Regions from separate parts of the Homo sapiens genome. Here region 2 is linked to region 1. The links are chromatin contacts, found by Hi-C in ENCODE. All regions are on one chromosome and are shown on one strand. Each heading gives the region's core, a stretch centred on a gene start or an enhancer-like site at or near the end of the contact. The rest is flanking DNA. Distances are from core to core; before and after follow the strand shown. Region 1 overlaps ACACB (acetyl-CoA carboxylase beta). Region 2 holds the start of MYO1H (myosin IH).

What was found. A loop is a pair of places that touch in the nucleus more often than their neighbours do. Pooled maps may share reads with other maps.
Region 2: a pooled map shows a loop between it and region 1 (2.0-fold over the local background). The contact joins the promoter of MYO1H here to the enhancer-like site in region 1. A Hi-C loop is called at or near these places in 2 of 168 maps with a recorded cell type or tissue (DLD1 and endothelial cell of hepatic sinusoid) and 2 of 50 pooled maps.

What each region holds. Positions count from the first base shown.
Region 1 is chr12:109,261,755-109,266,028 of GRCh38, reverse strand. ACACB (acetyl-CoA carboxylase beta) reads right to left here. Exons shown (of 53, transcript NM_001093.4): 49 at 3,560-3,672; 50 at 1,643-1,797; 51 at 749-919; 52 at 504-640. Among named protein-coding and RNA genes, the nearest start is that of FOXN4, 45 kb to the left of the region's middle. RefSeq lists an enhancer at 1,616-1,725. Within about 2 kb of position 1,693, at least 5 of the 41 ENCODE cell types and tissues checked have a DNase peak (open chromatin) inside an H3K27ac peak, as active enhancers do.
Region 2 is chr12:109,346,133-109,350,798 of GRCh38, reverse strand. MYO1H (myosin IH) reads right to left here and starts at 2,899. Exons shown (of 32, transcript NM_001101421.4): 1 at 2,827-2,899. The coding sequence starts at 2,838.

The DNA of each region.
Region 1 (4,274 bases), core at 444-2,943:
GTCACTGCTTTGTGACATGACCTGAGACAAGACACTGCCTTGAGTCTCAGCTTCATCCCCAAAATGGGGTCCCCTGTGCTCGACTCCCTCCTTCACGGGGTGACCCCATGGCAATTGGGGGAGGGGACCCTCTGGAAAGGTCAACACTGGCGTGGAAGACAGCAGCCTGAAGGCTAGCGGTTCCAAATGTGGGTTCTGTGACCAACCCTGCTCCAGCTGTGACTTTGGACAAGTCCATATTCCAGCAAGGTTCATGAGTTGGAAGCATCTCACACGGCCTTCAGAGTACCTCTAGGCTCTCTGTCCCACCCCAGCCACTGTGCTGGGAGACCCGACATTAGGGAGTGTGGTCTCTTTGCTGGGGAGCGGGGAGGGGGCGGGGACAACCCCAGACTGCACAGGGTGGCGGGTTCAAGTGGCTGCATAGGAGTCGGGTAGCTAGGGGTCAATCCAGGCTCGGGTCCTTGCCAGGAGGCTGGGAAGCAGGTGCGGTGGCCACTCACCCTCGGATGGTCTTGAGGACAGAGTCGTGCTTCAGGTACGTGATGTTCTCACGGATGGTGGAGCGCGGGCCATCCCCTGCCTGCCAGTGCTGTTCCAGCCACTGCACAACCACCTGGTTGTTGTCCCACAAGTAGGCCTGGGGAGGGGGCAGAGGATGCCTCAGAGAGGGACCCAGCTGTGGGCCAGCTGTCTCAGCCCCCAGCACCCCCTGTGCTCACCGGCCTCGTTCTCACCCCAGGCCCACCTTGACAGCCCCCTCCGTCTCCACGAACCAGCGACGCAGCATGGACTGGATATGCACGTGACTCAGCTCCCCGCTGGCCTGCAGGATCTCCTGCTTGACCTGGTCCTCCAGGAGGAGGCGGCGCAGACGCCAATACAGGAAGGTGCGTGCGGTCTTCCACTCCAGGATGTCCTGTGGACGAGCCAGGCTTGAATCCCCGGAAAGGGAAGGAGGAGACGGGACACTGGCTCTGACCACACCCATGACAGTGGCTGCCCGGGGCTGGGCCCAGGCTCTGAGATCATTCCCAGATCATCCCAGGCAAGTAAGCTGAGGCTCAGGGAGGAGAAGGCACCTGCTCAGAGGCAGGACGTCACCAGGACTCCAGACTGGCCATAGTTGAAAAAATGTCCCCCATAAAAACCTGGCACCCACTTCTACCTCAACCGACACAAACACAGGCTCGTGTGAGGCATGAGTCAGCTGGGAGGGAGAACAATGCAGCAAGAGAACCAATGAGCACTGGACATGGGTAGGAGGTGACTGTGGGAGTCCTTGCAATGGTGAGGGGTGGGTGAATGCTGGACAGGAACAACGGTTTCTACCCCTGGTCCAGGTCCAAACTGACCGAGCCATCAGACTAGTGGTCCCTGAACTTTGCTGCTTATTAGAATCTCTTGGGGATCTTTAAAAAATACGACCGCCTGGCTTCCATCCAGGTGTTTGGATTTCACTGGTCTGCAGTGCCACCTGGGGATCGGGATTATTTTAAAGTTCCCAGGTGACTCCCACCTCCTGCAGCATTTGACCCATCCCAACCACCACCGCCCTCCCCGCCCCCGAGCCCAAATGTCCTCCATGTTTTGGAAAACAGGGTGGGCTCTTTGCACCCTACACGGCAGCTGTGGCTCTCACAGATATGACGCCCTTCTCCAGCATCCGGCCGGGTGTGTCATGGAAGTCGGCGAACTGCACCGCCACCTGGTGGTAGATGGGGAGCAGCAGGTCCTCGCGAGCCTTTAGCCGGCCCTCCAGGTCCTTTCGGTCCTTGTCGGAGAGATCAGGTTCCCCTGCAGGTGAGCAGAAAGGCCAGTCAAGCCATGGAAGCTGGTCATATGTGATGGGGTGGAGATTTTTTTTTTTTTTTGAAGAAGGCACAAATCAGGATTTGCAGGACAGGCCTTGCCTTGTGAGAGGTCTGAGCTTTAACTCTGATATTACCCCTGCTGCTACACAGGCTGCCCTCAGCCCCCTAGGTCCCCCAGAGTCCACTGGCCTGGCCCCCACCCCAGGCCCATCTTGATGGCCCCCTTTGTCTCAGATCAAATAGCTAGTACAGTCTCAGAAATGCACTCACAATTGCAAGACAGCATTCAACATGCAACTCTACATTTTCCCCTTCCATCAGACCCATCGTGCTTGTAGGATACTATATCAATGATTTTTAGTACACATTGTAAAATATGATAAGGGAATATTATAAGCAACTCTATGCCAAATTGACAACTTAAGATGAAATAGACAAATTCCTTGAAACACACAAACCACCAAAGCTCACCTAGGAGGAAACAGATAACACAAATAGTCCTATATATAACAAAGAAGTTGAATTTATAGGTAAAAACCTCTATCAAAAACATAAAGAAATAATGCCAATTCTGCAAAAACTCAGAAAATAGGAGCGAACACTTCAACTCATTCTATGAGATCAGCATTACCCTGATACCAGCCAAAGAAATTACACGCACACACTGTAAAAAATCTTGTGAATAGCACAGTTATAAAGACACTGACACTTAAAATGGATATTTAAATATCATCTTGTGGCCAGACTTAGTGGCTCACGCCTGTAATCCCAGCACTTTGGGAGGCTGACGCAGGCAAATCACTTGAGGCCAGGAGTTCAAGACCAGCCTGGCCAACATGGTGAAACCCTGTCTCTACTAAAAACACAAAAATTAGCCAGGTGTGGTGGCACACACCTGTAATTCCTGCTACTTGAGAGGCTGAGGCATGAGAATCGCTTGAACCTGGGAGGCAGAGGTTGCAGTGAGCTGAGATTGCGCCACTGCACCCCAGCCTGGGCAACAGAGCAAGACTCTGTCTCAAAAATAAACAAATAAATAAATAAAGATAATTACATCTAAAGATGACAAGTAAAACAAAGCTGTCATTCAAACAAAATTAGTAAAATATCTTATCTCTGATTGGGAATTCTAAAGGAACATTTTGCCACCAAAATTCTGATAATCCCCATCAGCCCCAAATACTTCAATTGCTATCTTTTGTGTATGCTGAGAAATAAATTCACGATGGCAATATATATATATATATATATATATATATATATAATGTTAAAAAGGTTGATTTAGAAATGTGAATGTCCTCCAATCATGGTAGCTCATGCCTGTAACCCCAGCATTTTGGGAGGCTGAGGTAGGTGGATTGCTTGAGCCCAGGAGTTTGAGAACAGCCTGGGCAACATGGCGAAACCCCACATCTACAAAAATACAAAAATTAGCTAGGCATGGTGTTGCGTACTTGTAGTCCCAGCTACTCAGGCTGAGATGGGAGGATGGCTTATGCCTGGGAGGCAGAGGTTGCAGTGAGCTGAGATTGCACCCTGCACTCCAGCCTAGGCAATAGAGCCAGACCTCAAAAAAACAAAACAAAACAAACAGACAAATGTGAATATCTTTAAAAATCTCACAGTTATTATAGCTGTATTTTGGTATTTTTTCATTTTATTTTTAACATCCTAGAAACCCCCAGCAGTGGGCCAGCTGGGCCTCTCTTGACCTCTGAGAGGTGAAGCCTTTGGGACCCCCTTACCTAGCTGTTCCATGAGCTTCTTGTAAGCTGGATCGATCCTTCTCATGGACTTTATCAGATCTTTCTTTCGGAACTTAATCTCCACTGTCCCCTCTGGTTCCAGAACACCACCCCTTAAAAGAGAAGAGGCAGGGATGGGGGTATATGAGGCATTGCCCAGCAAGCAAGGGCTAATGGATGTGGGGGGAGCTGGAGGGAAGAGAGCCAGAAGATCTGGGTGTCAGTCCTCAGCTCTTTTACCCCCACACATGCTGTGTGCCCTTAGACAAGTCACTTTCCCTCTCTGGGCCTCTGTATCTTTACCCACAGATGGAAAGACTGAGCCAACTGTTTAAAATAATGCTTTCTGAACTCTGGAGGGCCCCTTTCAGGTCTAAGAGTGTACGACTTTTTCCATGGCAGCATAACCCTCCTGCTCTCCAGCCACAGTCCTCTCTAACTTTGCTAATTTCTGCCCTCCTAGAGGAGGGGCACTGTTTCTGATCGCTTTAAATCTCACAAAAGCACCTTGAGAGCCCAGTGTAGTCTTGTGTGAGCTGTCCTCCCATTTCCAACATACATTTTCTTTTCTTTCTTTTTTTTTTTTTTTGTTTTTTTTTTAGACAGGGTCTCACTCTGTCACCCAGGCTGGAGTGCAGTGGCACTATCTCGGTTCACTACAATCTCTGCCTCCCGGGTTCAAGTGATTCTCCTGCCTCAGCCCCCCGAGCAGCTT
Region 2 (4,666 bases), core at 1,650-4,149, 84 kb before region 1:
TTTTTTAAATTACCTATATCACTTTGATTCTTTGATGTGTTATAAAGTCAGGAAAACATATTTGAACCATGGAAAAGTGCTCATCTGAAACAGTAGAAGCCACCTTCTATAAATATTGAATGAACATGGATATAAGCCATGAGTCTCTTCCTCATTATCTGACAGGGAGCTTTATTAGTTCGTTTTCACGCTGCTAATAAAGACATACTTGAGACTGGGCAATTTACAAAGGAAAGAGGTTCCATGCACTCACAGTTCCACGTGGCTGGGGAGGCCTTACAACCTCGGTGGAAGGTGAAAGCCATGCCTCACATGGCGGCAGAGAAGAGAATGAGAGCCAAGCGAAGGGGGTTTCCCCTTATAAGACCATCAGATCTCATGAGACTTATTCACTACCATGAGAACAGTATGGGGGAAACTGCCCCCATGATTCGATAATCTCCCACCGGGTCCCTCCCACAACACGAGGGAATTATGGGAGCTACAATTCAAGATGAGATTTGGGTGGGGACACAGCCAAACCATATCAGGAGTTTATGGATTCCCTACAACCCAACTAACTTGGAGAGAAGAGGCAACTGCCCAGATGATTTGCATAAAGTGAGCTTTTGAATGAATCACCTGCGAACTAAATATGCTACCATGTGGACAATGACAATCAACGGCACGAAGCAAATGCTCGCTAAAATCAGCATTGTTATTCATGGTGCTTCAGTTCTTCATTTTGCTTTGTTCATCAAACTCAGCTCCTTCTGAGGTCATTTCTGAATGGTTCCATCTCTAATATTTAATATAATATAAAATAATATAATAATAATATTAACTTTTTTTTTTTTTCAAGACAGAGTCTTGCTCTGTCGCCCAGGCTGGAGTGCAGTGGCGTGATCTCCGCTCACTGCAAGCTCTGCCTCCCGGGTTCACGCCATTCTCCTGCCTCAGCCTCCCGAGTAGCTGGGACTATAGGCACCCCCTACCACGCCCGGCTAATTTTTTTGTATTTTTAGTAGAGACGGGGTTTCACCGTGTTAGCCAGGATGGTCTCGATCTCCTGACCTCGTGATCTGCCTGCCTCGGCCTCCCAAAGTGCTGGGATTACAGGCATGAGCCACCGCACCCGGCCTCTTTTTTTTTTTTTTTTTTGAGACAGGGTTTCAGACTGTCATCCAGGCTGAGTGCATGGCATGATCACAGTTCACTGCAGCCTTGATCACCCTAGCTCAAGTGATCCTCCCACTTTAGCCTCTGGAGTAGCTGGGACCACAGGCATGTGCCACCATATCTAGCTACTTTTTAATTTTTTTGGTGGGGGGGTCACACTATGTTGCTCATGCTGGTCTCAAGCTCCTAGTCTCAAGGGATCCTCCCACCTTGGCCTTCCAAAGTGCTAGGATTATAGGCACAAGCCACCATGCCCAGCCCAGTTTGTTCTTTTTTAATCTGGAGTAAACTCTATCCAAATAATGTTTTACCAAAGGAATCTGGGAATTAATTCATAAGAAGGAAGAGCTTCCTCCATTTTTCAAAAAAGTGTAACTATGTATAAGTCAATCTGCATGGTTACTTCTACGTGCATTTTGTAAAGCCATGACAATTTAAAAAAAGGCACATGCGACCTTGAGGACAGACCTATCTGTTGTCTTTCACTGCAAGACCTACAGCAAATACTCCTCTCTGTCCATCAACTAAATTATTTTCTCCCAATGAATCATGCTTCCTAGAGTTACCACTTTGAGATATCATGCAAGAATGGCATCTAAAACCAGGACTTTGTTATGGGCATTCAGATACATTTTCGGTCAAGGACAGTGCCATTTTGAGTTACCAGTTGCCAAGGTGACAGTATTCAGTGCTATAGAAATGGGTAATTGACTGAATGGATCAATGACAAGCTGTAGCTAGGGTTTCTTCATGGTGCCTGAGGCTTCTGTGAACAGCTACGAAATTATTCTAACTACATCCATAAATGTTTCTGTAAGCTTTTTGGCTGTCTAGGCAAGAAAAGAAACAATCCTTCAGCAGATAATGTTTTCTAAACAGAGAACACATGAGATGATTATGCTATCGAAACCCAGAAAACCTGTCCTTGGAAGTCTTTATGCTTAGAATTAACTCCTGGAAAGAGGCAATAGGTTTGACACTCAAGTTCTGTCTTCCATCTTCCCAGGAGAGCTTTACCATTGTCTACCTGATAATAAAAACAGCTGTCTTAGCTTCTTAAAATGATCATTACCTGGGACAAGTTGGGCTTATCGCATTTAAAAGGAAACACAAGGTATCTAGGGTAATGAAGAAAATGTACCAATAGTCTTACATGTAAGGCCAATTATTACCTACAATTTCCTTCAACATGAGGTCACCATCTATTATTTAAGACCCAACCATGCTAACACAGTAGCCACTAGCCACATGTGGCTATTTAAATTAATGAAAATTCAGTCAAATTTACAATTCAGTTCCCCAGGAACCAGCCACAGTTTAACCACTCAGTAGTCACACATAGCCAAGAGCTCTTGCATTAGGCAGTGCTAACAGAGACCATTTCTGTCTTTATTGCACAGCACGCTGTTCTAGACCAATGTGAAATGAATCGGTAACTCTCCCATGCTTTGGTTCTAAATCATCGTACTTGCCCCCAGCAACAGAAGGGAGATATCTACATGATCATCTTAACATAGAATTTTTCATCAAATAAATTCAGAATCTTATTCACACGCCCAGTTCTCTCTCCAGGCCTAGCAGAGGCCCAGCATTATAGCCATTTGGAAAGTTCTTGGTAGAAAAGAGGTCACCAGGTGTAACCACCTTCTAGTGTTCAAGTCACATTACCTTGGATTCCATCACGCACAGAGGGAGAGCAGGTTGTTAACAACTATTCCTCTTGAGCCATTCAAAAGTTGCTTCCCACTGACTTATGATTCTGTGATGCCTGACATCCAGCAACAAGGTATGAGGCGATTCTAGCTTGCGGGGTGGAGCTAAGTTAATAATTTACGGTGGGAGGCAGAAACTGCATCTTATGGCCGTCTACATGTAGGCACACCGGGCTGCTCCAGGGAGATAAGAACTGGAAACCCAACCTCCCTTGAGTTTACGTTACAGACACTGCTGATCTTTGATTAGTTGCTTATGTTCCTGACCAGTCACTGACTATTGAAATAATGGCAGGACCCTCGGTGAGCTATGCTTAAAAAAAAAGAAAAAAAGAAAAAAAAAAGAAAAGAAAATTCTCCCAATCTCTTAGCCTAGGATCCAGCTCCAGGGAACTCCTGCTGGAAGTACCTGTTGGCTCTGTTTGAAAAACTTTACAGCCTTAAATTTCATGGAATCAAGTTGATTGGGTAACTTCAAGGTTTCATAATACGGAGACTCAGGACTTTACTTTCATTTTATTATTATTTTCAGATGCTGAAGTGATGCAGGGGCACTATCATCTCATAAAAAATCACAAGGTTGCTGATATTGGAGGCTGTTCAGTTACAGATGGGTTTACCATGAAGCTCAGAGTTCACCCCTTCCTGGTCTGGGCCTCATCGTATAAAGTTCTATTCTTGTTCTTTCAGACAACCCCACCCATCACCCACCACATTGTATGCCTTGGGCCCCCAAACTTGAGCCTGCTGCTGCAACAGGATCATGGCTAAGGGTATGGACAGTGGATTCAGTGCTGGGTTCATTCGAACCTAAACAGCACCCCCTGTTGGATGGAGGACTGTGGGTCCAGCGACTGACCTCAGGATTTCATTTATTAATCCCATTTCATGTATCTCTCTCTCTGTATATATATCCTATTGGAGAACCCCTAACACAAGCCCTGACAAGAGCAGAAATATGCTAATAATTCTTTGGACACTCTAATTTTTGATCAATTGACTTTTTTAAAGAAATGATTCCATTTTTGTAACTGAATAGGTAATATAACATATCCTTGATTTGGTTACAAAGGGACAACCAGAAATAGTATACTAAAAATGTTTTTTAAAAATATATAATTTTATAGACATATATTTTAGTTTTTAAATATAATTTATTTTTTTCTTGAGATGGAGCCTTGCTCTGTTGCCCAGGCTGGAGCACAATGGCAGGATCTCAGTTCACTGCAACCTCCGCCCCCCAGGTTCAAGTGATTCTCCTGCCTCAGCCTCCTGAGTAGCTGGGATTACAAGGCACCCGCCACAACGCCCAGCTAACTTTTGTATTTTTAGTAGAGATAAGGTTTCACCATGTTGACCAGGCTGGTCTCGAACTCCTGACTTCAAGTGATCCACCTGCCTCAGCCTCCCAAAGTGCTGGAATTACAGGTGTGGGCCATCGCGCCTGGCCTATATGATTCTTCATACATTTTTGCATATCTGAAATATATTTTTAATTGAAATATAAATCACGTATAACATTCACTTATTTATACAGTTCATTGTTTTTTAAGTACAGTTGTACCTCAGTATCTGTGGGGGATTGGTTCCAGGACCTTCAAAAATCCATGGATGCTCAATTGCCTGATATAAAATGGCATAGTATTTGCATATAACCTATGCACATCCTCCTGTACACTTTAAATCATTGTCAGATTACTTATAATACCTAGTAGAATGTAAATGCCATGTAAATAGTTGTTATACTACATTGTCTAGGCAACAATGACAAAAAAGTGTCTGTACATCTTCATACA